Regions from separate parts of the Homo sapiens genome. Here all the other regions are linked to region 3. Evidence: chromatin loops called from intact Hi-C (ENCODE). Cell type or tissue: GM12878. All regions are shown on one strand. Each heading gives the region's core, and the rest is flanking DNA. Links, peaks and the distances in the headings are about the cores only. Region 1 has its middle 17 kb from the start of LINC03147. Region 2 overlaps LINC03147 (long intergenic non-protein coding RNA 3147). Region 3 overlaps C21orf91-OT1 (C21orf91 overlapping transcript 1).

Region 1 (10,464 bases), core at 1,085-9,084, 120 kb after region 3:
TATTTGGATTTTCTTTCTTCTTTTCTTGGGTTAATCTTGTTAATGGTCTATCAATTTTATTTATCTTTTCAAGGAAGCAGCTTTTTGTTTCATTTATCTTTTGATATTCTTTCTGTTTGTTTCAATTTCAGTTAGCTCTGCTCTGATCTTGGTTGTTTCCTTTTCTGCTGGGTTTGGGTTTGGTTTGTTCTTGTTTCTCTTATTCCTTGAGGTATGGCCTTAGAGTGTCAGTTTGTACTCTTTCTTTTTGATGTAGGCATGTAGGCCTATTAACTTTCCTCTTAGCACTGCCTTTGCCATATCCCAGAGGTTTTGATAGGTTGTATCATTATTGTTGTTCAGTTTGAAGAATTTTTTAATTTCCATTTGGATTTTGTTTTTGACCCAAAGTTCATTCAGGAGCAGGTTATTTAATTTCCATGTATTTGCATGGTTTCAAAAGTTCCTTTTGGAGATGATTTCCAATTTTATTACACTGTGGTCTGAGAGTGATTGATATAATTTCAAGTTTCTTAATTTTACTGAGGCTCCTTTTTCGGCTTATCATACAGTCTATCTTGGAGAAAGTTCCATGCGCTATTGAATAGAATGTGTATTCTGCAGTTGTTGGATGAAATGTTCTGTATATATCTGTTAAGTCCATTTGTTCCAAGATATAGTTTAAATCCATTGTTTCTTTGTTGACTTTCTGGCTTGATGCCCTGTCTAGTGCTGTCACTGGAGTATTGATGTCCCCACTATTATTGTGTTGCTTTATATCTCATTTCCTAGGTCTATTAGTAATTGTTTTATAAATTTGGGAGCTCCAGTGTTAGGTGCATATATGTTTAGGCTTGTGATATTTTCCTGTTGGACAAGGCCTTTTACCATTATATAATGTCCCTCTTTGTCACTTTTAACTGCTGTTGCTTTAAAGTTTGTTTTGTCTGATATAAGAATAGCTACCCCTACTTGCTTTTGTTGTTCTTTTGCATGAAATGCCTTTTTCACCTCTTTAATTTAAGTTTATGTGAGTCCTTATGTGTCAGGTGAGTCTCTGGAAGGCAGCAGATGGCTGGTGAGTTCTTATCCATTCTGCAGTTCTGTATCTTTTAAGTGGAGCACTTAGGCCATTTACACTCAATGTTAGTATTGAGATGTGAGGTACCATTGCTTTCATCTTGCTATTTGTTGCCTTTGTACCTTGTTTTTTGTTTTCACTTTTCCACTTGTATTTTTGTTTTATAGGTCCTGTGTGATTTATGCTTTAAAGAGGTTCTATTTAATGTGTTTCCAGGATTCATTTCAAGATTTAGAGCTACTTTTAGCAGTTCTTGTAGTGGTGGCTTGGAAGTGGCAAATTCTCTCAGCATTTGTTTGTTTGAAAAAGACTGTATCTTTCCTTCATATATGATGCTTAGTTTTGCTGGATACAAGATTCTTGGCTGATAATTGTTTTGTTTGAGGAGGCTGAAGATAGGGCCCCAATCCCTTCTAGCTTTTAGGGTTTCTGCTGAGAAATCTGCTGTTAATCTGATAGGTTTTCCTTTATAGGTTACCTGGTGCTTCTGTCTCACAGCTCTTAAGATTCTTTCCTTTGTCTTAACTTTAGATAACCCGATGACAATGGGCCTAGGTGGTGATCTTTTTGTGATGAAGTTCCCAAGTGTTCTTTGTGCTTCTTGTATTTCGATGTCTAGATCTCTAGCAAGGCTGGGGAAGTTTTCCCTGATTATTCTGCAAAATATGTTTTCTAAACTTTTAGATTTCTTGTCTTCCTTAGGAACAGCAACTATTCTTAGGTTTAGTTGTTTAACATAATCCCAAACTTCCTGGAGGCTTTGTTCATATTTTCTTATTCTTTGTTCGTTGGATTTGGTTAATTCAAAGACCTTATTTTCGAGCTCTGAAGTTCAGAGCATTTTGCATTTCTATAAGTGTATCCAATGTTTTCTGAATTTTTTATTGTTTTTTCTTTATGCTATCTAGTTCCTTGGATATGTCTCCCTTCACTTCGTTCACTCGCGTCTGTGTGAAGAGACCACCAAACAGGCTTTGTGTGAGCAACAAGGCTGTTTATTGCACCTGGGTGCAGGCAGGCTGAGTCTGAAAAGAGAGTCAGCGAAGGGAGATAGGGGTAGGGCCATTTTATAAGATTTGGGTAGATAAAGGAAAATTACAGTCAAAGGGGGGTTGTTCTCTGGCGGGCAGGAGTGGGGGTCACAAGGTGCTCAGTGGGGGAGCTTTTGAGTCAGATGAGCCAGGAGAAGGAATTTCACAAGATAATGCCATCAGTTAAGGCAGGAACAGGCCATTTTCACTTCTTTTGTGGTGGAATGTCATCAGTTAAGGCAGGAACCGGCCATCTGGATGTGTACGTGCAGGTCAAAGGGGATATGATGGCTTAGCTTGGGCTCAGAGGCCTGACAACTTCTTTTATCAGTTTTTGGATTTCCTTGCATTGGTCTTTCCCTTTCTCTGGTGCCTCCCTGATTAGCTTAATAACTGATCTCCTGAATTCTTTTTCATGTAAATCAGGGATTTCTTCTTGGTTGGGATCCATTGCTGGTAAACTAATGTGATTTTTTAGGGGTGTTAAAGAGCCTTGTTTTGTCATATTACCAGAGTTGATTTTCTGGTTTCTTCTCTTTTGGGTAGCCTCTGTCAGAGGGAAGATCTAGGGCTGAAGGCTGTTGTTCAGATTCTTTTGTCCCACAAGGTGTTCCCTCGATGTAGTACTCTCCGCCTTTTCCTATGCATGTGGCTTCCTGTGAGCCAATCTGCAATGATTGCTGTCTTTCTTTTGTGTCTAGCCAGCCAGTGAGTCTACAGGGCTCCAGTCTGGTACAGGGGGTTGTCTGCACAGAGTCCTGCGATGTGAACTGTTTATGGGTCTCTCAGCCGTGGATCCCAGCACCTGTTTCCAGTGGAGGTGGCAGGGGTGTGAAATGGACTCTGTGAGGGTTCTTAGCCTTGGTGGTTTAATGGTCTATTTTTGTGCTGGTTGGCCTCCTGCCAGGAGGTGGCGCTTTCCAGAGAGCATCAGCTGTGGTAGTGTGGAGAGGAACCGGCAGTGGGTGCGGCCCCAGAACTCCCAAGATTATATCTCCTTTGTCTTCTGCTACCAGGGTGGGTAGGGAAGGGCCATCAGGTTGGGGTGGGGCTAGGGGGTGTCTGAGTTCAGACTCTCTTTGTGTGGGTCTTGCTGCAGCTGCTGTGGGGGATGGGCATGACATTCCCAAGTCAATGGGGTTGTGTACCTAGGAGGATTATGGCTGCCTCTGCTGAGTCATGCAGGTTGTCAGGGAAGTCGGGGAAAGCTGGCAGTCACAGGCCTCACCCACCTCCCATGCAAACTGAAGGGTCAGTCTCACTCCCACCATTGCCCCCCAAACAGCCTTGAGTCTGTTTCCAGGTGGTGGGTAAGCTGAGCTTGAGAACTTGCCCCAGGCTACCCACCTCCCAGCTGGGAACGAAAAGGGCTTGGTTCTTCCCCCACCTGTGGGAGTGTGCGCACGGGATTCATGCCCTCCCCCCAGTTCTGGCCAGGAGGCTTCTCACATGGTTCCAATTGTTAAAAAATTCAGCTGGAGATTTCCTTCTCCCTGTGGTGTTTTTCCCCCGCTCCTCTGGCTGCCTTCCTGATGGATCTCTGTGGTCCCAGGCAGGAATGGCCTGCTTGGGGACCCAGCGAGCTCCCAAGGCCTTTCCTGCTGCTTCCTCTATCCCTGTGTTTTGCTTGGCTCTCTAAATTGACTCAGCTCCAGGTAAGGTTGGAAACTTCTCCCACAAACAGACCTTCAGTTTCTCCAGTGGGGGTGTGTGTTTGGGAGAGGAGGGTCTCCCTTTCCCACTTTTGCAGTTGGGGCACTCACAGTATTTGAGGCATCTCCCAGGTCCTGCAGGAGCAGTCGGCTTCCTTCAGAGGGGCTGTGGGTCCTCTCGGTATTTCTGGTTTGTTCTTGTAGTCGATCTGGGGCTAAAATTCACAGTGCCAGCCTCAGCATGCTGCTCTGTCGGAGTCAAAGCTACAGCCTAGTCCTGCCTCCCTTCTGCCATGAGCTCCTCATTTTCTCAGTAGATGCAATTTCGAACAGCAATAACAACATTGTAGTTTTTTACAACAAGCATAAATGATTGTACTTTTGGGCAGCGGAATTTTATGTAAAATGAGGAAATGGGTGGTTTCCAGCCTGCTTGCCTCTTGGTGGTGACTCGCAGCTTTCAGCATTTAGAATCTCTTGCTACTCATTGCTTTCAGGATGCCACAGATTCTCTTTTGTCTGGAGAAATGTATGTGATAACCTGGCACTCACGCCTTGGTGTCTAGGTAGGTATATTAACCTACCAAGGATGTATGCATTTTAGAGACGTTATCTGGAAAGATCAATTCATGACTCAGAGCATGTTTTTCCAAGTGCGGCATTTCTAGGATACAGCATCTGGACAGGGAAAATGTTTCTGAGCAGTGGAGTAGTTAATTTTTTTTTGTTTTTTTTTTTTGTTTTTTTGTTTTGTTTTGTTTTGTTTTTTTTTTGAGGCGGAGTCTCGCTCTGTCTCCCAGGCTGGAGCGCAGTGGCGCGATCTCGGCTCACTGCAAGCTCCGCCTCCCGGGTTCACGCCATTCTCCTGCCTCAGCCTCCGGAGTAGCTGGGACTACAGGCGCCCGCCACCACGCCCGGCTAATTTTTTGTATTTTTAGTAGAGACGGGGTTTCACCGTGTCAGCCGGGATGGTCTCAATCTCCTGACCTCGTGATCCGCCCGCCTCGGCCTCCCAAAGTGCTGGGATTAAAGGCGTGAGCCACCGCGCCCAGCCTGGAGTGTTTAATTTTATGTGTCAACTTGTCTGGGCTGTAGTACTCAGTTACGTAACCAAACACCAATCCAGGTGTCACTGTGAAGGTATTTCGTAGATGCAATTAACATCTACGGTCGGTTGATTTTAAGTAAAAGATACTAACTTTCATAATGTGGGTGGGCCTCATCCCAACAGATGAAGTCCTTCAGAGCAAAAAACAGGTTTCACTGAAAAGAAAATCTGCCTGAAGACCATAGCATCCTCTCCTGACTGCATTTCCAGCCTGCTTGTCTGTCTCTACAAGTTTCAGACTTGCCAGCCCGCATAATTTCATGAGCCAATTCCTTAGAATAAATCTTTTAATGTACACACTCACACACACACATCCAAATGCTTCTATGTCTCTGGAGAATCCTGACTGATATATAAACAACTGCACAGGCAGGCAGTTGTTTTTGTATTCCTCGAATCATGCCTCACTGTGGTCATTACTAGCACAATGCTTTGAATATGAGAAGTGTTTAAATAATATATATTAAACGGATCAATGAGTAACTAACTGGAGATTAACCTAATATGAAAGTTAGTATTGAGGCTTTAAAGTAAAAAATAAATTTTAGCCTTGTGATCATATTTCTCCATAATATTGAAAGCCTTTATTGGGACTCGAATGGTTTCCTGTTTATCATCAAGTAATGATGGAGGTTTGCTCTTAATTCTGTATTGAGTAAATACATGTCCCATATAAAATTTTTTGCTGCCCTCTGGTGGATATAGTTCAATAAATAAACATTATACAATTATATATCAAATTCCATATATTAAGCAGTTTCTCATTTGTGTATGTTCCCAAAGTTGCTTTCTCAGTTTAGAAATTGGAATGCATTTTTCACATCAGAAGAGAGGTTAGTATCTCAGATCTGCTTGTAAATCCCTATTATAATAAATGGTACTTAAAATATGGCACAAAAAATAGTGTAGAGCCTAACAAGTAGGTAGTTGCAATGATTTCATGAGGAAATCCATTGAAAGTGATCACTTGGGAACACAGTTAGCCATCTTCCCTGCTGTGGCCTTGATTACTGAGGAAGGCGAAGTGGAATTTCCTGGATCCCATCCCTGGGGGTGCTTCTATGGCCTGCCATGGGGTGTGTGTATTGGGAGGTGGGGGTGGGAGGATGGTGAAGGACAGAATCGAAAGCTTTCCAGGAATGGGGTGAGGCTTGGGGGTGTAGTGAAAGGGAATGAGGCAGAGCATAGCCCGGAGGAACAGAAGTAGCTGAGTTCTAAAGAAATGAAAGATCTGGAAATAAAATACATATGGGACTGAAGGGACAAGAGTGACACTAAAGACAGGCAGAGAGGAGTGAAGAACAGTGGTAAAGAGTGTCCTGTGCCCGCTCACAAGAGCCAATTGTTAAATTTTCAAGAATTTTGTGAGCCACTTATTAAACACAGACATTATTAAAAACTAAGTCAAGGCCGGCCAAAGTGCCTCACACCTGTAATCCCAGAGCTTTGGAAGGCCAAAGTGGGATGATTGCCTGAGGTCAGGAGTTTGAGACCAGCCTGGACAACATAGTGAGGCCCCCGTCTCTACAAAAAATAAAACGAAAAATAAATTAGCTGGGCATGGTAGTGCACGCCTGCAGTCTCAGCTGCTTGGGAAGCTGAGGTGGGAGGATCACGTGAGCCCAGGAGTTCAGGCTGCAGTGAGCTATGATTGCACCACTACACTCCAGCCTGGGCAAAAGAGCAAGGCCCTGTCTCGAAAAAATTAGTCGTATAAACTTACAATGAAGTAAACTGTCTTTAAAACTAAACTAATATGTACTCAAGACTCACCGCTTCCTAAGTATTTTACTATTTAGTAAAGTCACCTTTTGAGATGATTTACGTTTTGCATTCATATGGTGGGAATATTCCACAATGATGTGTTGTCCAGCATCTCTCCCCAGCTCTGCATTCCGAGATATCAGTAACTTCTTGTTGGTTACAGTGTGAATACTTTTGCCAAGAAAACTGAAAAATGCTACAAATCAAATCAGCTCTCCTCTATCCCCAAGAGCTGAATGTTAAACAGTTGCCAGCATTCCACTGGGTAAGGACATCTCTTCAGTAACAAAAGAAGGTTTTCTTTCTTTTTTAAAAAATAGTTTCACTACCTGTGCTAGATTGGTGTTCTAGTTCATTTATTCATTAAATAAAAAATATTATTTTTTGATTCTCTACTTGTTAGGAGATAATTTTCCATGGGTTTCTTATGTTTCTGCATACCTTATAAGAAAGACACAGATTACCCTTTGTCCCAGAAAATCTTTTCAGTGATGTTCATACAGTGAATGGCCTTGGAAGCTAGGGATTGGGTCTCCCTTTGGAGCAAAGGGCAGACATGCTTGCTGCCCATTATAAAATTTTTGCATCCCCTAAACTCAGCATTCCTCTCCTGTATCACAACCCACTATGTATTCAGGTATCTTTCGGTTCTTTTGTGTCACCCTGTAGACTTGGGCCTCGAGATACTGTCCCCAAAATGCCAAAATCCTGGCTGTTGCTATTGTTGTGATTAATAAGCTGTTCTTCTTCTCTGACCCTGAGTCTCCTGTCTTCTACTGGCATCAATGAAACTGTAGCAGGCAAACTTATTGGCTTGTGAGTAGGGCAAAATTCAGTCCCTTCCCAGTTCTTTACAGTATTATGTGTCAGGCAGTGAGCAAGGAACTGAAATGCAGGGGTGAGTACGGCAAAAAGATCCTTGTGGAGCTCAATATGTCTTGTAGGATTATAAACAAAAAGCATTAAAAATAAATGATGAATATTTAAAATTTATATTAGGATAAGAATTAAGAAAGAGTAGAACAGTGGTGCGATAGAGTAATGGAGCTGTCTAGAGGGAAATCTGCATGAGTTGTTGGGGAAGGTCTCTCTGGTAGGTGGTTAAGCCAGGAGAAAGAAGTTACGGCTGAAGAGTGAAGAGAGGGAGTATGTAAAAATACCATAAAGGAGGCCAGCCAGGTGCGAAGGCTCTCGCCTGTAATCCCAGCACTTTGGGAGGCCAAAGGCAGGAGGATGGCTTGAGCCCAGGTGTTACAGACCAGCCTGGGTAACATAGTGAGACCCTCTCTCTACAAAAAAAAAAAGGAGTCATGAAGTAGCATTTTTTGGTTGATTAATAAAGGGGATTTTTTTTTATGGGAAAAGATATGTTTTCTTCCATTTTCCTCTTTTCATTAAGGTAAATACGTGGGAGGGGAGGTTTCCAGACAGTGTGATAGAAATGGCAGGAGATTGCACTTTTCCTGCATTGGAATCACATGAAATTCCAAATATTGTATAAAGACTTGTGATTTGAGGAAATCCCTGGAAATAACACTTGGGGGCTGAATAAGAGTAGTATTAGTACAGACGGTGGAAGGCAGCGAGGAGGACAGAAAACGTGGCTGTAGTGAGAGGAATGAAATGACTGTCTTTGTACCCTCCCTGAGCAGTGCTCCCAAGGTGAGAGCTGATGAACTGGGGATGGATTGCCTGGAGTTTTAATGTTTTCTGTCAACGTTAGGTAGCAAAATCCACGGAGTATGATTCCAACAAACAATTGAGAGTTAGAGTGAAGTGAAGCTACCTAAAGGACAGAGAAAAAGGGTTTGGAAACTCAGTTCCTGACTCTTGATTGCTCTATGACCTCTCTGATATCTTTATTAGGTATGGCACTTTCTTATAAGAGGTTGCTGTAACTACCCTACTGAAGATCTGAGATGGGAAAGCAAAGGCAGAACAGCAAACTATAAAAGTCCCCTTCTTACATCTTCCACCAATGTGGCGTTTGAATACTTCTGTGAATTTTTAGAAATATGGGTTAGAAGTTACACTCAAGGCAATTTAAAAGTAATATTTTTTACACTTCCTAGAAGTTACAGTCTAGTCAATTTACAAATAATATTTTTTAGGTCGGGTACGGTGGCTCATGCCCGTAATCCCAGCACTCTGGGAGGCCGAGGTGGGCAGATCACTTGAGTCAGGAGTTCGAGACCAGCCTGGCCAACACGGTGAAACCTTGTCTCTAGTAAAATACAAAAAAAAGAAAAAAAAAGAAAAAAAATACATATATGTATATATATTACTTGGGCGTGGTGGCAGGTGCCTGTAATCCCAGCTAATCCGGAGGCTGAGGCAGGAGAATTGCTTGAACCTGGGAGGGAGAGGTTGCAGTGAGCTGAGATTGTGCCACTGCACTCCAGCCTGGGTGACACAGCGAGACTCTGTCTCAAAAAAAAAAAATTTTTTTTTTATACTTCAATATCTTTATTGACATAAATGGATATTGTATAACGTCTGTTCTAGATGCAATCTGTAAGTTGGTTTTATTTGCTTTTTTCTTTTAGTACCAGGTATTAGATAACCTAAAGGTATGCACAAAGTTTTGTCCTTGGATAATAAAGTGCTGGCTGCTGGGTTTATCGGTTTTCACTGTAAAATGCCAAAAAAAAAAACAATCTAGAAAACATCCAAATTATTTTACTGTGAAATTTTGTTAAAATGAATATATTGCTGTAATCACATACCCTTACATTTTACCAAGCACTTAACGTAGTCCTATAAGAATGCCCAAAACTAGTTGTTGATATACTGGTTTTTTTTTTGCAGATGAAAAAGCAGGCTCAGAGTGGTGGCGTGAGCTGCTTCAAGTCACATAGTAACTAGCCAATGTCTTAAATGAGCCCTTGGAGCATCTACACGGTGTTCTGTGATCAAAGGCCTCAGGGAGTTTTTACAGATTTCCTTTCTGTTGCTTCCCTTTTTGTTTATGAGACTATCCTTGCTGCACGCCTCCGTTCTCAGTGTCAGTTTTTTTGCTGGCCCAGGCTTCTTCTATTCATAGCCAGAATGGAAGTCCCAGCACCAGTTCCTGCCCTGTGTGTAAAGCAGGGTCGTTTCTTGTCTGAATAAAATTTGCTGGTGGTTTTGCATATCTTAAAGTTTTGGAAAATGTATCCAAAGAGAATGCTCTTTTTTTTGAGATCGGGCCATCAGAAACACTGATCCCAGCATCATTTAATTTAACATCCTATTGGAGAGAAGAATAAAACACATCCATTCATATTCAAGGAAATCAGACCTAAATGTATCTACTTCTTAAAAAAATTCGAAGATATTGTCTTTAAAATAATAACCCGGCTGGGCACAGTGGCTCATGCCTCTGATCCCAGCACTTTGGGAGGTCGAGGTGGGCGGATCACGAGGTCAGGAGATCGAGCCCATCCTGGCTAACACCGTGAAATCCTGTCTCTACTAAAAGTACAAAAAATTAGCCGGGCGTGGTGGCGGGTGCCTGTAGTCCCAGCTACTCAGGAGGCTGAGGCAGGAGAATGGCGTGAACCCGGCAGGCGGAGCTTGCAGTGAGCCGAGATGGTGCCACTGCGCTCCAGCCTGGGCGACAGAGCAAGACTCCGTCTGAAAACAAACAAACAAAGAAACCAATAACCCTCAGGAATATTAAAAACCATCTCAACTTGCTGAGGAACCTAGAATAAGATATGTGTAGGGCTGAGAATATGAGCGATGAAAAAAAATTTCTTGACATAGTCAAATGGTGAAAACACTTATTTATTTATTTTTGCTCTATTTTTTATTTTTATTTTTATTATTATTATACTTTAAGCTTTAGGGTACATGTGCACAATGTGC
Region 2 (10,464 bases), core at 1,114-9,113, 63 kb after region 3:
ATAACATTATAATAGCAACATAACCCTACACCATTGTCAATAACAATGTAAGCTACATCATTGTTGAGATATGAAACATTTCCAACACTTTATAGTAAATTCCCTTATGCCTCTTCCTGGGCTCTTTTCTCCTCATCCTGAGATAACAACTCTTAATTTCCATCAATATCAATTAGTTTTACCTATTCTGAGCTTCATGTAAATGGAATCAAAGTGTATGGTCTTTTCTGTGTCTGTCTTCTTTTGCTCAACATGTTTTTGTGATTGATCTATTGTATACATCAGTAGTTCATTCATCAATGTATGAATATACCACAATTTGTTAATCTCCTACCTATTGTTGGACCATTGTGCTATTTCCAGTTTTAAGCTATTATGAATATGGCTGTGATAAATATTTTTGTATGAGCTTTTTGTGGACATGTTTTCACTTCTCTTGAGTAAATACCTAGAGTGAAATTTCTGGGTCATAGAGTAGGTACATGATTAACATTGTAAGAACCTTCCAAACAATTTTCTGAAGTAATTTCCATTTACCTATATCATTTTGTGCACTAATACACACATCTTTGCTTGCATTAGGTGTTGTCAAACTTTATTTTTAGCCATTCTAGTATGTAAAGCTTCAGAAGAAAGAAACACGGCGATAACTTTGTGACCTTGAGGTAGGAAAATATTTCTTAAACAGGACATAGAAATCACTAACCATGAAAGAAACAATTGAATTATTGGATTATAAAATTCAAAACTTCTATTCCTTGAAACACATGGTTAAAATAATGAAAAGCAAATCACAAACTGAAGAAAAATGTTCACAATACATATGCTTGACAAAGGACTTGTATCCAGTGTCTAGAAAGAACTCATCTCTCAGTAATAAAAATACTTGCAATTGGGCTGGGCACAGTGGCTCACGCCTGTAATCCCAGCACTGTGGGAGGCCGAGGCAGGTGAATCACAAGGTCAGGAGATCGAGACCATCCTGGCTAACATAGTGAAACCCTGTCTCTACTAAAAATACAAAAAATTAGCTGGGCGTGGTGGCGGGCGCCTGTAGTCCCAGCTGCTCTGGAGGCTGAGGCAGGACAATGGCATGAACCCAGGAGGTGGAGCTTGCAGTGAGCCGAGATCGAGTCACTGCACTCCAGCCTGGGTGACAGAGGGAGACTCCGTCTCAGAAACAAACAAACAAAAAAAACCATGCAATTGAATTTAAAAAAAGTTCAAATTACTTGAATAGACATTTAACAAAAGAGGATATACAAATACATGACAGGCACATAAAAAGATGTGTGACATTATTATCAGTGAAGTTAACAATTAATAATAAAATAATTTCAGTGAAACAATGGGAGTTTTTAAGTAATTTCAGCCACAGCATCCAAGTCACATGTTGATATTTTGAAAAATTCTTGAGGCTTCAAAAAGAAGATGTTTAGTATTTTGTTATATACCACATAAGCGATTATGAGGTATATTAATTTATTGGTTATTAAGAAGTATGTTCCTCTTGAGCATTTTACCCCCTAACAAGATGTTTTATTGAGTTTTAGTTATGTTTGAGGAAATTGGCTGTCGGTTATGGTTGACATATTCTGCATTATAATTTTTCCCATGTAAAATCATGATAATTAGGCTCCCAGTTAGCATTTTTTCAATAGAACTAACCAAGAACAGATTACTGAAATTAAGACAGAGATGACGTATTGATTGATTGATTAATTGAATTGTACATTTTAAAGGAAGAAAGTATTTAAAGAATTCCAATGCTTTTTTTTAGGTGTTAAATATTTCTTAAAATAATCTAATAAACAATCTAAGTTTTGTCTAAGGCTTCTCCAGAAAAAAAAGAGCCTGTGTACACTAAATGTCTTCTATTAAATAAAAGTGGTTGGTCAACTTGAAGAGGCCGCCAGGATTCAGGAAATGGGTAGGCTTCTAATTTACCTCTAGAGTAGGTTTCTCAATCCTGGTATTAATGACATTTTGGCCCACATAATTCCTTGTTGTGGGGGTTGTCTGGCATCGAGTGATGTTTAGCAGCATCTTTGGCTTCTACCTACTAGTTGCTAGTTGTGACACCCTCACTTGTGACAACCAAAACTATCTCCAGACTTTGCTAACTGTCATATGGGGAGGAGACCCCCTATACCCAAACCCCATTGAGTAAAACTACTCTAGAGTTTATCTTAACTATAGGTCCATTTTGTATTAATCCATTCTCACACTGCTATAAAGAACTACCCGAGGCTGGATAATCCATAAAGAAAAGAGGTTTTATTGACTCACTGCCCTGCAGGCTGTACAGGAAGCATGACTGGGAGGCCTCAGGAAACTTACAATTTTAAACCATTAGAACTTGTGAGAACTCACTATCACAAGAAGAGCAAGGGGGAAATCTGCCCCCATGATCCAATTACCTCCTACCAGGTCCCTCCTTCAACACTGGGAATTACAATTCAACATGAGATTTGAGGGGGAACACAGAGCCAAACCATATCACACATCAATGGCTAATAAATCTGTTCTGAGTCCTCTAGACTTTGATTGACTCATGAGTGGACTAGAAATCTTTGGATTGTACTGAAGAATATTGACTGGAATCACCTTGGTGACCCAAACCAATTAGAATTAAATTTAATCTAATTTAATTAGAATTCAATTAGAATCAGAACATGCCTCAGAGGGAGGGCCAGGCATGGGGAAAGTAGCAATTCACTTTAATTTCAACTTAGAGTTGAAACATTTCAGCCAATAATTTGTTATTTTTTTAATGAAACCTGTTATAGTTCCACAAAAAGAACTCTCAATCCTCTTACAAATGGAGTAAACTCCTTTGTACCTATTGTAAGTGTAATTTTCATAGGCCTTAAAGTCATACATACAAACTAGGTAATATTTTATTTTTGGGTAATTGAACTTAGTTTCTATTATATGCCCTATTTCCCCTGATATTGTAATGCAAAATCTAGTCATTTCTAGATGGATTTAGCCTTTGTCATACTTTTGTCATGTCATCCTTTGTCTTGTAACTTCAAGTTTAAAATCATGTCATTTCTGGACTTTGCCTTTGCCTCCTGCTCTTCAGGGTGGTATTCCTGTTCCCTAGTTTATTCTAGACAGGATGGAGGTAGGGAGTCAGGGAAAAGGGACCTGTTCTTCCGTGGTCATGGTATTTGTCAGTCTTCCAGAAGGCCACCTCCTGAAATCTCTGCAACTGTGAGCGCCTCAGCTGCATAATGCCCACTTGCATTTGGGTTAAAAATTCTAGACCCTTGGGTCCTAAGCTGTCTCTTTCAAGTACCTTCTGAGCCCTGCTTGGGGAAGTGGGAGGTTTATTTGTCCACTTCTCACGGGTGACCTTAAGGTAGGATCAGAGCCGTCATCAGAGTCTCTTTGCCCCTCGATGTCACACCGAGCCACATCTAACTGTTGGCCCAATGTAACTGACCATTTTTGCTCTGATGCTGGGGTACTAAGTTGATGTGGTAGATCTAGAACACACTTTTTCCAACCTTCTCTCTCCTCAAACTATACACTAGGGAAGAGTAAGGTTTCAGTCTTCCCTCATGTGCATTTAACCCTTTTGCTGCTCCTCCATGAATTATTTTCATCCTATCAGGACGCTTTCACCTACTGGGCACCTAAACTTGCGTGGAGATGAAGGGTGTAACTTCTTTCTGTAAGTACTCTTCCAAAGTCTTTGCTGTTCTACAACATTGCTGTTTGAAGCTAAAAGCAAAAAACATGACATCCCTTTTATTCTGTTCTGCAGTAATTTTTCCTTTCCTGAGTTTGAAAATACCTTAGAATAAACAGGATGAAGGAAAGGTCTTTGGGAAACAAGAAAATTATCATAATTAAAAAAAACACATTTCAATTTTTTTGTCATGATATATGAACATACTCCTTCCTCTCCCTCCATCCCAGAACCAGTCAGATGCCAACATCTTCTTAATTTTATTTCATGCAGCTGGCTCTTCTCTTGCATTAGTGTGGCTAGCCCCTTCCACTCTCAACCTACTACATTTTGCAGTAGGTTGCTGGCTAGGCTCTGGCCTCACACTCTTATTTGCATCCTACACACTGAATATAGGTGAATCTTTCTAATAAATAGTACAAAAACCTTTAATGACATTATGTTGCCTCTGAGCTAGGTTGCATTTATATCCTGCATAATCTGACACCAACCTGTTTTATAAGAGTGACCTCTCATTTCATGAATCTCTAGTTTATTTATGTAGAAATAAACACTGAGGTCTTAATATGTTTCAGACACCATGCCAGGCACTGGGGAATGAATGAAAGATTTCAGTCACTCAGGTCGAAAGATTCTTGATGATAAGAACCAGTGAGGAACTGAGGAAACAATGGGAATCCTAATTACTTTGCTAGGTTTCATGCCTCTGTGCATTTTTCTAATATAACCAGGGCTGGGGAAGGCAGAAGTCAGAGAAAATTTCCCAGGGAAGATGAAGAGGAATTATTAAAATAGAGAAAGATAAGGAGTGTGTTCAGGCATGGTTCTCAGCAACAGTAAACAATGAAGGTATGAAATATTATAGTTTACATAATAGCATTTGTTTTTTGGTTTGATGACCCAGCATCTGAACATCCTTCCTGCATTGGATAATTCTCTATTTTATTAAAGGGAAACGATTTCCACTGTAGAAACCGAAGATACCAATGTGAAACTAGGGCATGAGCACACGACTTAGGTTCCATGAATTAGATGGAGACTCCCTAGACTTTGAATTGAGGGTAGTGATACCAAAAAAATCAAAACAAAACACAATCCATTCTGGTGAGCTTGGCAGCCGTGGTGGGAGGTACATGCCCTTTCCAGAGACCCTAGTAGTGGTGCCATGTTTGGTATCAGTAGGTCAGCCACGCAAGCTGCAGTTTCTGGGTCTAGCAGGAGGGGTGGTGGGGTTTCCAATGCACCAGTTCTGTGGTGTGATTTGAAAAATGATATTATTTAGATTTTGCTGCATAACTGATCATCCCATAACTAAGTGGTAAGTCGCAAAGACTCTCTTCTTGACTGAACTTTAGATAAGCTCTTCTGAGTTCTGTTTTTGACCATGCCCCAGTGTAGGCTTATAAAAACTGCAGACTCTCAGCATAAATGATTTTTGTCTATTTTCCATACTCCACTCCCACACTAAAATTTTTGAGCAAAAATTAATATAGTTTCTAGCAGCTCAAAGCTACATTCCTAGAATGACCCTAGCCCCTTAAACTGCTCACCTTGGAAAGCTCAAGACTGATCCAGTCCAAACCAGTAATAAACAGGCCCCTGAACCCTCCCCTCTTAGAGCAGTTGTAGTTTAGGAAGCTTGCAGTTGTAATTCCTTTCTCTTCCCCTTTGCGATGTAGATCTTCTACCACCCAAAATTAACATTCAGGGAAATAATTCCCCCTCTGGTGCCCAGCCCCGTGGCACCTTGCCTCTAATTTACACCACTGCCTTCTGCCATATAAATATAAGAAGTTTGCTTCTCCTTTAGATAAGCACCAATTAACAAGATCAGTTTCTGCTTAAGCCCCTGCTCATTCCCCCTTCCTTAGTCCCTCATTGTCCCTTTAACATGCCCAGTCACCTCTGCACAAATCAAAGTTCAGTTCATGTTGGAACCTCTTTCCCTTTGCAGTGATAATTACGGAATAAAGTTTATTCTTAGTGCTTTAACCAGTGTCTAACCAGTGTCTGGATTTATCTTTGACACAAGTCATCTCAGAACTTAGTAACTTATATTTAGCTTATTTATGATCTTGTGAAAACAGCAGTTTGAATTGGGTTTAACTGAACAGCTCTGGGCTCATTCATGTGTTTGGAGTTGGCTGCTGGTCGATGAGGCAGCTCTGTTTCTGTGGTTTGGCTGACTGTCAGCTGAGGCTATGGGGATGACTGGACCGCATGTCTCTATCACCGAACAGTCCAGCCCAGGGTTGTTCACATGACAGGTCAGCAGGGTTCCAAGAAGTAGAGCTCCTGTGAAGTCTACATTCAGAACTGATATAACCATCACTTCTGCCACATTCTTTTGGCCAAAGCAAGTCACAAGGCCAGCACCAAATCAAAGGGTAAAGAAACACCCTACCTCCTGATGGGAGGAACTTCAAAGTCACATTGTTAAGGGATGTGGATACAGGAAGAAAAATGATGGCAGGTATTTTGCAGACTATCTCTATACAATTGTACCCGCTGTGCAGCCTCCAAGCTTGATTCTTTGGGCCAGGTTTTGGAGCCTCCTTTAATCTTTAATGAAGTCTTTCTTACATCCGCCTAAATTGTTTCTGTGGCTTACAATTAAACATCTTGTTGAATATTCTGAGTCGCACATACATTCTCTCTCTCTCTTCACACCATGACTCTTTCCTATAATGTTTAGAGCAGCGCTGTCCAATAGATGTATACAAGCCTTAATATAACTTAAAAAATTTGGGTAGCCATATTTGAAAACATGAGAAGAAACAAGTGGAATTAATATTAATACTATATTTTATTTCACCCAATATATCCACAGTGTTATTTCAACTAATCAATCTACAAATTATTATATCATGAGATACTTTACTTTTTTTTATTCTAAGTTTTTGAAATCTCTTGTAAAGCTTACACTGTCAGCACCTCTCAATTTGAATTGGCTGCATTTCAAGTCCTCAGTGGCCTCTACAGGCTACCATATTTAGGACATTGTTTTTCCCCAGAGTGAGTCATTGCTTAGATCTGGATATCTGATTCACAAGTAAAGAATGACACTACTGAAGAGGCATAGGAAACGAAACCATCATATACTAACCATGAATTTTATACTGGACTCTTTTTTTTTTTTTGAGACAGAGTCTTGCTCTGTCGCCAGGCTGGAAGGCTGGAGTGCAGTGGCGCGACCTCAGCTCACTGCAACCTCTGCCTCCTGAGTTCAAGTGATTCTCCTGCCTCAGCCTCCCAAGTAGCTGGGACTACAGGCGTGCACCACCACGCCCAGCTAATTTTTGTATTTTTCTTAGAGATGGGGTTTGACCACGTTGGCCAAGATGGTCTCGATCTCTTGACCTCGTGATCCACCTGCCTTGGCCTCCCAAAGTGCTGGGATTACAGGCGTGAGCCACTACACCTGGCCACAGGGCGCTATTAAAAGCACTTTAACTAATATCTTAGTTTGGGTTCTACCCCTAGCAGAGCTTGAGACACGCATTTGGGTGAAAATAATTTATTTGAGGAATGATTCCAGGAAGCCAATTAAAGATATATTATTGAGCCAGTTATTGCTATGGAGAACTGGCTCAATTCCATGGACCCCTCAGGGAGCCATATAGAATGAATTTCAGAATTGTTCCTCTGAAGAACAGAAGACTGAGGCATTTATTTACTGACCCCCATTTCTCACTGGCTGAGGGTTGTGCCCATGGATGTTAGTGCCCCAACGTTTCTGGACTGTCCTATATAAGGCTGAGGAATCTTATAGCTTCAGAACGAGTCCTGAGGCAGAAAAGCTGAGCAATAAGGCAAACATCTGGCATAAGGTTTTTCCAGTATGTATGGGAATTGTCTGCCACCAGTTGGAACTGGAATCAGTGATGGGGCAGGCACATGGCAAAGCCTCTGCTATGCATACATTGTACAATTGTCTTCTTTTGTTCAGGCTGCTATAACAGAATCCCATAAATTGGGTGGTTTATAAACAACATGAATTCATTTTTTACAGTTCTAGAGGCTGGGAAGTCCAAGAGCAAGGCACCAGCATATTTGATATATGGTGAAGGTTCATTTCCTGGTTCATAGAATGGTACCTTCTTGCTGTTTTCTCACATGGTGGAAGGGAAGAACTCTGGTCTCTTCAGACCCTTAAAAGGGCATAATCCCCCTATGAGGGCTCCAACCTTATGACCTAATCACCTTCCAAAGGCCCCACATCCTAATGCCTTCACATTGGGAATTACTTTTTAACATATAAATTTGGGGGGAACCCAAACATATTTTTCAACAATACTTGTAAAACAGACATTATAATTTCCAATTTAAAGAGGAAACTGAGTATAATAAAAATTCCAATAGTATTCAAGATGATATACTCTTAAGTGACAGAGTGTGTTTCTTCACAAATATGACTTATTACAAGGTCCACAAAGAACATATTTTTTGGGATTTTTTTTTCCTTTTGGGGGAAATGTCCAGAGATTTTTTTTGGCTTGTGTATTTATTTATTATTTCAGAAATTTAGACAAATCTACAAAGTAGGCTTTGTTTGAGTTATCTTTAATCAGTTTTTTTTTGAAAGGGTACTGCCATAAAACAGGGTCTCATAAGAATGTGGTATATATATTTAAAAAAATACACATTTGCTATTGTGCTTGTTATATTTTCTGACCTTCAAAAAGAAATTTCCAATAAATTTTGTAAGCTCACTTATTTCCGTCATTCACTGCTGAATTTCTAGTGCGGAGCTCATTTTCAAGTCGATATTACGTACAGCAGATTCTCCCTAAATGAAAGGGACTGAACACACCACAGACTGGACAGCTCCCATTATCTGAAATAGCCATAAGCGGCTTTAATGCTGGAGATTTAGTTTAAAGGATTGTCCTCCTGGAAGACTGGCTGCAGTTGTTTGTGAGGCAGAACAAATTATAAAATGATTATGGCTTCAGAGATGTATGTTTCTAAATGATTGCTTCGCCAGTCCATAAAATGTCTGCTTTTAAAAAACAGGTGAAATCTGAGAGCCTTAAGAGATTGGATCTTTGGGATATTATTAAAAATGTCTTTATAGGGTCTGGATGCAACGCCACCGGAGTATATAACTTACCAAGAATGCTGACAGGAAGTCATCAGCATAAAGAAAGAAAAGCAAATTTAAAGATGAAAAAGAAAAGCCTTAAGAATGAACTTAGAATATAAACCTAAGCTAGAAAAACAGTTGGAAAAGTTCAGCCCAAACTGTTAACCATATTTTCCTCTGCAAAGTCTTTAGAATTGGGGATAGTCATGGGTGTTTGCTTCTGTATTTACTTGAATTTTTCAATACACAAACATGTATCGTGTACAATTTGTGCAATTAAAAATAATCTTAAAAGAAGATGCCAGCCAGGTGTGTGGCTCATGCCTGTAATCTCAGCATTTTGGGAGGCCAAGGTGGGCAGATCACTTGAGCTCAGGAGTTCAAGACCAGCCTGGGGCAACATGGTGAAACCCTGTCTCTACAAAAAATACAAAAATTAGCCAGGCATGGTGGTACACACCTGTAGTCCCAGCTACTTGGGAGGCCGAGGTAGGAGGATTGCTTGAGCCTGGGAGGCAGATGTTGCAGTGAGTCAAGATCATGCCACTGCACTCCAGCCTGGGTGACAAAGTGACACTCTGTCTTAATAAAAAAATAAGAAAATAAAAAAATAAATATAAAGAAAGAGCCATTAATAGACTGAGTTTTCAGTTTTATCATGTTATTTTGCCTCCAATCTAACTTACAAGTCTAATAACACATAGTAAGTATTCACTAGACATTCACTGAAGAGGGAATCCTCAGAATTTTTGATGTCATCAACAGTTTCATTTTGCAGTCAGGGATATATTTCAGCTTCTCAGTGTTTTCTAAAAATGTAAATTTTACTGTTAAATATGATTTTATGCCTGCCAGACTCCTTCTATGCAATGAAAGATACGGTGCCTTGTACTAACAGTCCCTTATCAGAAGCTTTCTAGAAATCACAATTATGAAAAGCTACCTGAAACAGAGAATAAATATTTGACCAGAGGAAACTAAGTTTTTAATATTTTGTTATCTCCCCTGATCTATTCATGTATTTAAAAATACTTGTTCTTATTATGAAAGTCATAATAAGACTTTTTTGGGGGTCTTGCTTGGCCTGTTTTATTGGAATTGCCTCTCTCTCCCCAATATTTGGCTGAAGTAATGGGGTTGGGTGGCCAGTGGCTGCCATATTTTGATTAGTTGACTTCCTACTCCTGTTTCCAGCTAATTGAACAAAACAGGGAATCTTGATCCAAGCTGAGCCAACTAGCTTGTCTCTTGTGGATTCTATCTAAGAAGAATAAAGATTCAGTCAGGCGATGGTGGTTTCTGGGAATATGGGCTAAGATAAGAGCAGCCATATTGGGGGCCATGCGTTGTTTGTCAAGCACAAGGACTCAAGGGAATGCAGATGCCCAGAAGGAAACATACACAGGAGACAACACACTCAGTGAGAGAAAAGATGAAGAGAATTGCCATGTTTTATTGCTTTCAGATTTAAATTTCTTGTGGGACCTGGCTCTACTACTTTCTCTTTAGTTATATGGGATGGTCCTGAATACTAATTGACTTAAGATAGGTTAATTTTGAGTTTTGCAAAAAAATTTAGAGAATATGGATATGGAAGAAAATAAAAACTGCCCATAAAAACATAGCCACCCATACATGTCTTTAGTGTGTTTTTATTCTATAGGAATGCTATAATATG
Region 3 (10,464 bases), core at 873-8,872:
AACATAGATTCCTTTAGTGCTAGTTACAGCCTCACAAGGATGTAACTATTTGTTTCACTGCCTACCCTCCTTCCCTTTCCCCCACTGCTTGCTTTTTCCCCTTAAGTAATGAGTTCCCCAAACCCTCTTCGGAAAGCCCAGGTTACAGATGCTCCTGTGACTTGTGTTTTTCCTGGGTCGTCCTCAAACTTTGGCTTAATAAACCTCTACTAATTGAGACATCTGCCTCATTTTTGTTTAATAACCTTTCCCCCTGCTGATGTTTCCTCTGCCCACTGAGGCTCTGGCACCCCACCCCCAATCTCCTGCTCCCCACTGCCCCCATGGGTGCCCTCCTCCTCCCACTCTAGATCTGATAGCCTGCATCAGACCTCCCCACCCACCCCATGCTAGGCCCTCCTGGTTTGCTCCAGCTCAAACACACCTCACTATGCCCCTGTGAATGAGGACTAACCCTAACCTTGCTTGTTGCACCTGATAGTTCTAGGATGGAATTGTTCCAAAGGAAAGAGGAAGGAATAGCATAAACTTCATTTTGGGGTTTTCTTAGGGGATTTTGCTGGTGCTATTTCTGGCATCTACCAGTAATGAGAGTTTACCTAAGTTGACTGATCAGAACAATTCGGCATACCCAGACATGTGGCTAAGCCGCTGGCTGCTCAGAGGCATGAATTCTTTCGTAGCGGTAGTCTGTTTTCCTGTTCATTAGCGCAACAGGAAACCAAGCACTGGTAATTGGATAAGTCCTCCTTTTACTTGTAATGAGCACCAAGTTAGTGGTAATGACTAAGAGGGCTACTTAACTGAGTTTCAGATCTTGTTCTAAAATTCTTTGTATCTAAGTGAGCTTCCATTTCAAATTCGTTCAGGTATGAGATTGGAATTTGGCTTCTTATGAGCTCATCTGCTATTCCATTTACCTTAGCCTTCTCTTTGGTTCCAGGATATGGTGCCAAAAAATATATTTCTGCACAAGAGATGCTAATATGATAAGGGACATCTGGGGGCTTTTGTACACATTGCTGTGATTTTCTTCTGTTGACCAGAAAATCCTAGCCACACAGTACCCACAGGCCCTTGAACATATGACTACAATATATAACTTGAGCTGCTTTAGTTTGAAGATCTAGTGAGGAGCAGCAGGGTAAGCGATTTCCCCCACCTCCAACCAGGTAATCACAATAGACGTGTGTAAGCTTTGAAATTTCCTATAAACAAATTTTGCTGAAACTGGCTTTTTGATGTAAAGCAGCATTTGTTATGCAAGTTCTACTGCTATTACTCTTCCCATAGTCTATTCTGGTTGACTTTCAGGATGAAGACATCTAAGCTACTTCTGGATTCCCTAGAAAACTTGTGCTGCCTATTCTTTTCCAACTGTGTAGTCCTCTCCTGGCTGTTTCTGTGGTCCAGCAGACTGTGGAGAAATAGCTTACTATTCCATTAGAAAGAAGATCTTGTGTAATAAAAATAAGAAGTGGTATCAGGTCATGGGAGCTTTGGAAATGGAATCGAGATTTGGTGCTTGTCTTTGCCTCTGTGGCTAACAAGGTATAGAACGTTTGGAAGTTTCTTAACTGACTTAGGCCACCTAAAGGTATTAGAGTAGACAAGCAGTTTGTAAAAGGTGCTTTGCAGGTAACCAGGGGCCTGCTGGTCTCTCATAGCTGCCTCAGAGGCTCATGATAGAAGGTTTGAGAAACTAGGGGATTGTCACTGAGAGGGATACAATGGGGACTTCGGTCGAATAATCTCCATTGTCTTTCGAGCAGAACAGCAGCAGCTCTATTTCCTATACATTTCACATTTTGTAATTCTTGAAGGATTTTTTTTAAAACAAAGACCTCTGCTAAAACCAAACCAAACCAAATCAAATCAAATAAAAGCTGCAAGACTCCTGAAGGTCCCTCTAGCTCTACATTTTTAGTACTTTCCTATGATATTTATATATCCCACATGCTGGTTCACTTTGTCATCTGAGATGAGACTAATCTGTGTCCATCTGGGATAGAAATTTCTTCCGTACTTTGATGAAAAGCAGTGTAGTCCTGCAAGATGTGAGTCTATTTCCCCATACTTTATTGACACAGGTATGAAGATGAGAAGAGATGGAGGCAGCAAAGGAAATGTGGTTTTGCATGTCACTAGCTCAACTCCCTCTGCATTTTCTTTTAAGCAAGGGAGGTGCTCCATTGTCTCTATAGGGCAACAGCAGTTCACTGGGTCCCCACATTTTTCTGGGGCTTTTGTGAGAAGCAGTAGGCAGGAACAGTGAAGAGAAACTTAGCAGGAGGCCCAGGTGCTGTCTTTTCTAGTTTCAGAGCTATCTGATCAGGACAAAAAGGAACAAGCTTGTCCACAGCAAGATGGCCAGCAACTTGGTTATTTACCCAGTTAGTCTTGGGGAACACTAGAGCTCTTCCAATAGCTGGGACTATTTAAATTTTTTCAAGGAAACATATGCTGTGGGTTGGTGGTAGATGGGATTCAGGAGGATCCTTCTCTTATACAAGATGACTTTCTGGATAGGTGTTTGTGGGGTACAGAGGGAGGGAGCAAGGAGAATAAGAGAGGAACAAACCAAATGTTCAACATTCTAACACTCTTTAATAATTTATCTAAAATTATTGGATATTGAATTATTAGAGGCATTGAATCTTTTACTTTTTGTATGACACTCACTCAGTCTTCAAATAATTTCTGATTGAACACTAGATTAAGAGGAAAAAATACCACAAATGAAATAACTTGTATTTTTGTTACGCAAAGGATTATTCTAAAAAATAATAAGCTGTTCCTCTAAGCCCTTTTAGAACACATGGAAAACTTCAGAATAGTGTGAGGGCGTCTTACATGCACTTCTTTCTTTGGAGATTGTGATAACCCAAGTAGAGGATTTAGGATTGTGCTGCTCAGAGACAACTGTTTGGATAAAATAATGCCAGATTCATCGTTTCCAGACTTGTTAAATTCATGGAGTATTAAAATAAAATTGAAATAAAATGGAAAATATGATGCCCAGTTGTTTTGTCAAAACCAGTCTAGGTGTTGCTTTGAAAGTAGTTTTTAGATATGATTAACATTTAAATCAGTAGGCTTTGAGTAAAGCAGATTACTCTCTGTAATGTGGGTGGGCCTTGTCCTATCAGTCGAAGGTCTGAAAAGAGTGAGGTCCCCTGAAGAGGAAGGAATTCTGCCTCTGACCTGCCTTCAGACTCAAGACTGCAGCATCAACTCTCGGAGTTTCCACCCATCCAGGCTGCCCTGCAGGTTTCAGACTTGCCAGCCCCCAGAGCTGGTTTAGGGAATTAAACCAATCTTTCTCTCTCCACATATATACATACTTTGTTTTGTTTCTCTGGAGAACCCTGACTAATAGACCAATACAAGATTGTGGTTTTAATTCCACCAAGTAAGGACTGAAAACTAAACAAATAAACAAAAATGAAAATCTACCATCTATTGTCATCACTTCATGAAAGAAAGAAAAATTTACTATTCCCATAGGAAAGACATACTCTCAGAACAAAGAACAATTTTATTGATGAATAAATTCTATCCTATTAACTAGCTTACCACATTGCCTTTACGTGTCTCATTTTCCACACACAGGAGCCAGCCTTTAGGAACTGTGCTGGAGGTGACCCAACTTCTGATTGTGTGGGAGAACTATCCCACTGTTACTCCTAAGAGAACATTCTCTCCCAATAGCTCCCCCGATATGGAATGTGACAGAGTAACAAGATGCCAAAATATATAGACCTCTTTTTCTTTCTACAACATAGGTGCTCTTAAACAGTATGCAGAGGATTGTGTAGCTGCTTATAATAGGAGCCAGGCTGACACAGCTCTCTTTTCTCTTTTGTCACAGGTGATCACAGAAATAGCTTGCTGTAACAGCACCTCACAGTTTCCTCTTAAAATGAAACCACATTTTCTTTGTGCCCTTTCAGCTCAGTTCTGCTGTTCATAGAGGGGCTTGGGAGATTTTCCACTGTAGGTTTCTTAAAATTCATTATACTTGTAGAATGTTAGAGCTAGAAGGTCCCCTAAAGATCATAAAGTTCAATTTCATTTTTTACAGATGAGAAAACAGAGGCTAAGAGAGGTAAAGAGGTGCTTAGTTGTGGCAGAAGATTAGAAGAGAAGTTCCTGCATGTCGGTTTAGCAATCATCTTGCTCATTACAACTTCCTCTTCTGCCTTAATCACTTTTCAGTTCAGTAGCCTCTTTCCTCTAGAATAGCCCTTCTGTATTCACACTGCCTTTTCTTTGCTTTGAAGTTACAGATCTGAAACTCTTGCGTTAGCTATGCTATGGTTTTCTTCCACATTCTGTACACTGTACTGACCATCCTCTTATAAACCTCTTCTCTTCTAGGTTAAAGATTTCTTGACTTCCCTCTGGTGAAGCTTGATACCAACTGACCTATAAGGGCTTGGTTTTCACAACAGAGTCTTAGTCCACCCTCGCCATCGCACCAAATACTGAGAGAACAAATAAAATTATTGCTTGAAGAAACGAAGTAAAGACTATAGTATTCATATTTTTCCCACATGCCATTTGCAGTAGCTTTTCATATTTCTCATCTATCCCACACTAGAAATTTCATCTATTGGCTTTTGTAAATTTTCTTTTTGAGCCACAAATTTATCTCAGTTTCAGATTCTAATCTATTTTCAGTAGTGCTTTCAGTTTAGTTTACTCCCATTTCAAAAATACTCCGTCTTGTTCTTTACAGCAATAAAATCCAAATGCAAATTCCGACAACCTCAGCCAATGGTGAGTCATGGTCCCTCATTTCCACCTCTTCTAAACGGTCATGGTTGCTCATTTTCACTCTTCTAAGCACCTCTTCTTTACAGCAACAAAATCAGAAAGCAAATTCAGGCAACCTTAACCAATGGTGAGTCATGGTTCCTCATTTCCACCTCTTCTAAACCCCTCCTCTGATGGTCAGGACCCTTCTCATTCCTCAAGTAGTAACTATTCAGCACTTTACCACTTCCCTTGAATCTCTGACCCATTATCTTTTTCGTCTTTCTCACAGAAAATAGAGGCAGCCATTTAAGTACTTTCTCAACTTACTCTCCAACAAATCTGATTCAAATACTTTCATCTGTAGTTTTACCTTCTCTCTAGTGTCAAAACCTGAGGTAATCCTAAACCTCTTCAAAGACAAGTCATTCTCGGTGTGCTACTCTGTTCTGTGTCTTCAAACTGGGCTCCTTTGATTATTGCTACCTCTCTATCGTTAGCCTTTCTACTGGCTCTGTCCTCTTAGTATTTATTCATGTTCAAGTACTTCCCAACCTTAAAAAAATAACCTTGACCCAACATCCTCTTTACCTCAACTTCACTTCATAAAATTTTAAAGACATCATACCTCAAATCCACTATCCTACCTGTCTTAGTCTATTTTATGTTGCTATCACAGAGTACTACAGAATGGATAATTAATAACAAACAGTTATTGATTTGGCTTACAATCCTGGAGGTTGGGAAGTCCAAGGGCATGGTGATAGCATCTGGCAAGGTAGCAAGACTTCATGCTGTGTGATAACATGGTGGAAAGAGCAAGAGGATGTGAGCAAGCAAACAAGAGGGGGCTGAACTTGCTTTTATAACAAAGGCACTCTCATGATAACTAACCCACTCCGTCCATAACATTAATTCATCCGTGAGGGTAGAGTCTTCATGACTTAATCACCTCTTAGTAGACTCCACCTCTCGATGCTGTTGCTTTTGGGATTAAGTTTCCAACACATGAACTTCAGGGAACACATTCAAATCATGGTACTACGTTGCATCCATATTACAATCTGTTGTGATCTACTTTTGCTCCCACAGGTCCATTAAAACTGTACTCCATGAATTTCTGGTTGCTAAATACAATGAACATTATTCAATCCTTATTCTTTCAATCTCTTGGCAGAATACTTTCCAGTTGACCAACAGAGTCTTGTTGGCTTTTATATCCCTTAGACCCAAAGACTTACAGGGCTTGGCAGAGTTTCTGGCAACATAACGAAATCTGAAAATTGACGAAAGATTTAGAATGGAAAATAAGTGGATGCCAAATGGTGAAGGCTTTAAATGCTAAACTGTGGGGACTGGCTTTTGTTTTGTAGGCAGTGATAATCTAGAAAGGTCTCTTAGCAGGAAAGTAGCATTACCACATCTTTTGGGAAGTAAATTCTGGGGCAGTTTATGGTTTGGAGCAGTGGTTTCCTTTTTCTCTTTTTTTTTTTTTTTTTTTTTTTGAGACAAAGTCTTGCTCTGTCACTCAGGCTAGACTGCAGTGGCACAATCACGGCTCACTGCAGCGTTGACCTCCTGGGCTCAAGCAATCCTCCCACCTCAGTCTCTGCCCCACCAAGTAGCCAGGACTACAGGCCTATGCCATCATGCCAGGCTAATTTTTATATTTTTTGTACATACAGAGTCTTGCTACATCGCTCAGGCTGGTCTTGAACTCCTGGACTTAAGCAATCTACCGGCCTTGGCCTCCCAAAGTGCTGGGATTATAGGCATGCGCCAACGTGCCCATCCTAAAGCACATTCTTAACAGGAAAACTGACATCTGCATTACCAAGAGGTTTAATTTCTCTTCAGAATCTTCCCAGCAGATTCAGTTGACTCAAAAGGCAGCCCATGTGGCTGAGGGTTAGTTTAGATATGCATTGGCTCTTAGCAGTTCACCTCTGGAAATGAATTTCATAAGATCTCAGAGTAGAACACAGGACATAGACCCAGTGGAAGAGGTTAGGTTTAACAAGAGTTCTGAGTTGCAAGCTAGAGAAAGCAACTAGTTGACTTAGGCTATAAAGGAATTTATTCAATGGGGAGAGATCACCCAGAAGGCTGGGAAACCACGCAGGAACAAAGGTGATGTAATCAACTACTAGGATCACAGTCTAATGTACACAAGGCAATGGCTATTCAAACACCAATGTCAGGAACTTACCTGTTGTACTCACTGGATATGGGATAATGGCTGTTGTCCCTGCTGACAGTTAGCCATTGATGCCCTCAACACAGGCCTTCTCCTATCCAGTTTCTTTGCTTTACCAGTCAGGGCGAGGTGCCTCAGATACACAGGAGGTTGAAGTTTTTGCTTCTAGAGGTGGTGACTTGTGCCATCCAAACACTAGAAAGGGATTCAGACGTGGAAGAACAGCAGAAAACCACAAAACCAAAATCAAAAATAGAAAATAAAACCCAAAGACATAAACTTGCAAGGATCCAATGCATCACTTTTATCAGATTCTAAAAGCAAAACCTTTCGAACAGGTTTTTATGAATTTAGAGTATCAATATATAAAACAGGCCTTGTTCTGCCTGCAGCTCCCCTTCCTATTCTATCCATCATCCACGTATGACTTGTCGGCCTCTAAGACACCTGCAAAGAATTTCTGGTCCTATGATACATTAAAAATTAGGGGAGAACAAACCATTTTACAAATAGTTTGAAAATTCCCAAGAAGGCTGGGAAACTGAGCATGAGCAAAGCCTAACAAATTCAGGCTTAGAAAAGTTAGTTTCTCTTAATGTCAGTTAGTTAAAGCTAAACAGGAGCACTTCATTTGTAGTCTGGTACTCTTTCCAAACCAGACTCTTGGTCTCCATTTCCTCTCCTGAAAAACAAAGCAGTATGACTATTAGACTTTGAAGAGACTTTCAAAAACGACAGATTCTTCTAGTACCCCACGAAATGTTTCAATTCTCCAGCAGTCCTTATTTTGTAATTTGCCTCTGAGCTTTTGTAAAATCATCTGTTTCCTAGTTTTAAACTGCTTGTTGCCATAAAAGCATCATATAAATGACTTTAAAAATCATTTGTGGAAAAAAAACTGGTAATGTAATATTCAGATTCGTAATGCTAACTAAAAGTGACCTTGAATATTTTGTTGTATTCCTATTTTAATATTTTTAAAGCCGATTTAAAAATATTCATATTCATATAAGCCCCAAACTAAAAACAACTCAAATGTCCATCAACAGGTGAATAATTAAATTATGATATATTCATACAAAGGAGCAGTACTCAGCCAAAAAAAGAAAAAAAAAAGGAAATGAACTATGAACTATTACTGATCTTTGAGCTAACATGGATGAATTTTAAGAACATCCAGTGGAATGAAAAAAGCCTGGAGCAAATGAGCATATGCTGTATCACTACATTTATGTAAAGTTTTTAATGCAGGCAAATGCAAAGTACAGTAATAAAGATCAGAACAATCAGGCCAGGCGCAGTGGCTCACACCTGTAATCCGAGCACTTTGGGAGGCTGAGGCGGGCAGATCACCTGAGGTCAGGAGTTCAAGACCAGCCTGGGCAACAAGGCAAAACCCCGTCTCTAGTAAAAATGCAAAAATTAGCCGGGCATGGTGGTGTGCACCTGTAATCCTAGCTACTCAGGAGGATGAGGCAGGAGAATCGCTTGAACCTGGAGGTGGAGGTTGCAGTGAGTTGAAATCGTGCCACTGCACTCCAGCCTGGACAACAGAGTGAGACTCCATCTCAAAAAAAAAAAGGATCAGAACAATCAGTGGAAGGGAAATAAAAAGTGAAGTGACTGTGAGGGGAACCAAAGGGAGTGATGGCTCTACAGTTGCATACATTTGTTAAAATTCAAACAATACAGTAAAATGTTTGTGCTTACTGTATATAAATTACACCCCAATTAAAAAAAATTGCATACACATCTAGTAAGTCACAGGCAACTTATTTCCTGCTTCTGTATTGTTGGGAAACAGAGAATATTAAGTATCAGAGATAAGGTAAGATTATTACAAGAAATTGTCAGATAAGATCATTTATAGACTCCCTAAACCTGCAAAGCAAAACCATATAGACCCACTATTTAAAAAAATATAGCTACTTTTCAAAGCATCCACTCAAGCTAGCAGATAACAAAATACTTATTTTATTGTTGTAAAATTAAAAATAGTAGACAAGCATATATACAGTTCCCAAGCAGAGCAATACAAATATATAAATTATTGCAGTTTTCAAAGAAAATATAACAGCCAAATAATTGCCTACTTTTTTGAAACAAACTTGGTTTTTACCACAGCAGTTTCATTTTCTTTTTCCAAAAGTCTTAACACAATTTTGTAAAGTAAATTTCTAACACCAGAGAGATTAAGTTCAATGACCATAGTATACGCTACTGTTTTAAAGCAAGGTTCACACACACACACACACACACACACACACACACAAAATGGAACTGAACAAAAGTCACTACTTAATACTTTCTAAATTGCCTCTTTTGGAGGTACGGTGAAAGAAAAACATTCTAGATGCGTCTGAAAGAAACAAGGTACACACACTTACTAAAATTCCCCTTTGCTTTAGGTGTAGTTGAGGGAAGTTCAACTAATCTTTAAACCTTTTTTGGGAGAGGGCAATACTCATCTTCATGAATTTTTGTTTACTTTGGTAAACTTAAAATTGTGAAATAATTAAATATTATTAAAATGTATTAGTAATGTGGACTCAAACTAAAAAGAACAGGGAAAGTGTATGTTAACAAACTAGATGTTTTGGAGACTTGATATAATATGGTTCATATCAATGTTACCATAGCCAGAAGTTGCTTAATAGGTTAGACTGCACCATAATCAAGGCAATTATGAAAGGATGAAGTGAAATGAAAATACTGAGATGCAAGCATTATAGCCCTCCTCCAAGTTACCTTTATTTTGTGTGAGGGCTCTAGTATTCTGGTAAATAAACTCTTCCCTGCCCCATGACCACAAAACTTTACTTGGTAAGAATAAACTGTTGGGGGTTTTATCTCTTACTAATTCTCACCACAAATTTCCTCAAATAGTTACTCCCACCAACGTAAAAGTTAAAAATACAATCATACACTGAAACGGCATCAATTATCTTTGCCTTACATCTGAACAAAAAGTATTAACTTTTTTATAGCGTATTACACTTCTTAATAAGCACTTAGTAACAACATTTGTCAGTAAATGAACTGGCATACATCAGAAAAAGTTGACAATAGAAGAATTTTACATGGTACCATTTCAAATTTTCATGTACAAGTAACCCACTTTATGGTCACTAACCTGAACCTCCTAATAAGCTACACAAATAATTTACTCTTTAAAAATTCCTACTTTAGAGCATTTACATTTTATAATTTAATAATGAAAGCAGATTCTTCCAAAACAAAACAAAACCCAAACTGGGAAACATTAAAACACAAATAGATCTAAAAGCTTACTTTAAAAAAACTACAAAAATGGACTAACAAGCCTTACCAGTGTAAACACTAAGGTAAAAAATATATAAACAACATAAAGAAAACACAAAACCATTTTCAGTCATAAATATAGTAAAATGAAAAACCAAATCTCAAGATGCCTGTCAAGATATATTTGACTATATATTTTGACTATATTTCTGAAATCACTAACATGAACTTGACATTGAAAAAATAAT

Evidence for each region. Hi-C counts contacts between places; a loop is a spot of excess contacts. Peaks named below come from ENCODE experiments on the same cell type or tissue, not always from the same donor. Only the 100,000 strongest peaks of a DNase experiment are listed, where the experiment ranks them.
Region 1: it touches region 3 in a loop (2.9-fold over the local background); 5 of 110 quality-filtered maps call a loop at or near these places.
Region 2: it touches region 3 in a loop (4-fold over the local background); 2 of 110 quality-filtered maps call a loop at or near these places.

The regions. Positions count from the first base shown.
Region 1 is chr21:17,897,679-17,908,142 of GRCh38, forward strand. No RefSeq gene overlaps it. Among named protein-coding and RNA genes, the nearest start is that of LINC03147, 17 kb to the left of the region's middle. RefSeq lists an enhancer at 5,566-6,124. In GM12878, for the core only: a CTCF peak has its summit at 5,536 (motif pointing left); a DNase peak (open chromatin) is centred at 4,063.
Region 2 is chr21:17,842,548-17,853,011 of GRCh38, forward strand. The region is part of intron 1 of LINC03147 (long intergenic non-protein coding RNA 3147); the gene reads right to left. All of the region lies in intron 2 of LOC124900465 (a long non-coding RNA gene), which reads left to right. Among named protein-coding and RNA genes, the nearest start is that of C21orf91, 28 kb to the left of the region's middle. In GM12878, for the core only: no CTCF peak of the experiment used is centred there; DNase peaks (open chromatin) are centred at 5,874 and 6,764; H3K4me3 peaks cover 269 bases; H3K27ac peaks cover 1,052 bases.
Region 3 is chr21:17,780,061-17,790,524 of GRCh38, forward strand. It overlaps C21orf91-OT1 (C21orf91 overlapping transcript 1), which reads right to left. Exons shown (of 4, transcript NR_038871.1): 2 at 6,968-7,150; 3 at 5,488-5,552. All of the region lies in intron 2 of LOC124900465 (a long non-coding RNA gene), which reads left to right. It overlaps C21orf91 (chromosome 21 open reading frame 91), which reads right to left. Exons shown (of 5, transcript NM_001100420.2): 5 at 8,914-10,464. Among named protein-coding and RNA genes, the nearest start is that of C21orf91-OT1, 7.2 kb to the right of the region's middle. RefSeq lists enhancers at 407-626, 2,481-2,530, 4,499-4,568, 4,599-4,688, 5,099-5,158. In GM12878, for the core only: no CTCF peak of the experiment used is centred there; DNase peaks (open chromatin) are centred at 2,219, 3,981, 4,281 and 4,861; H3K4me3 peaks cover 3,686 bases; H3K27ac peaks cover 6,990 bases.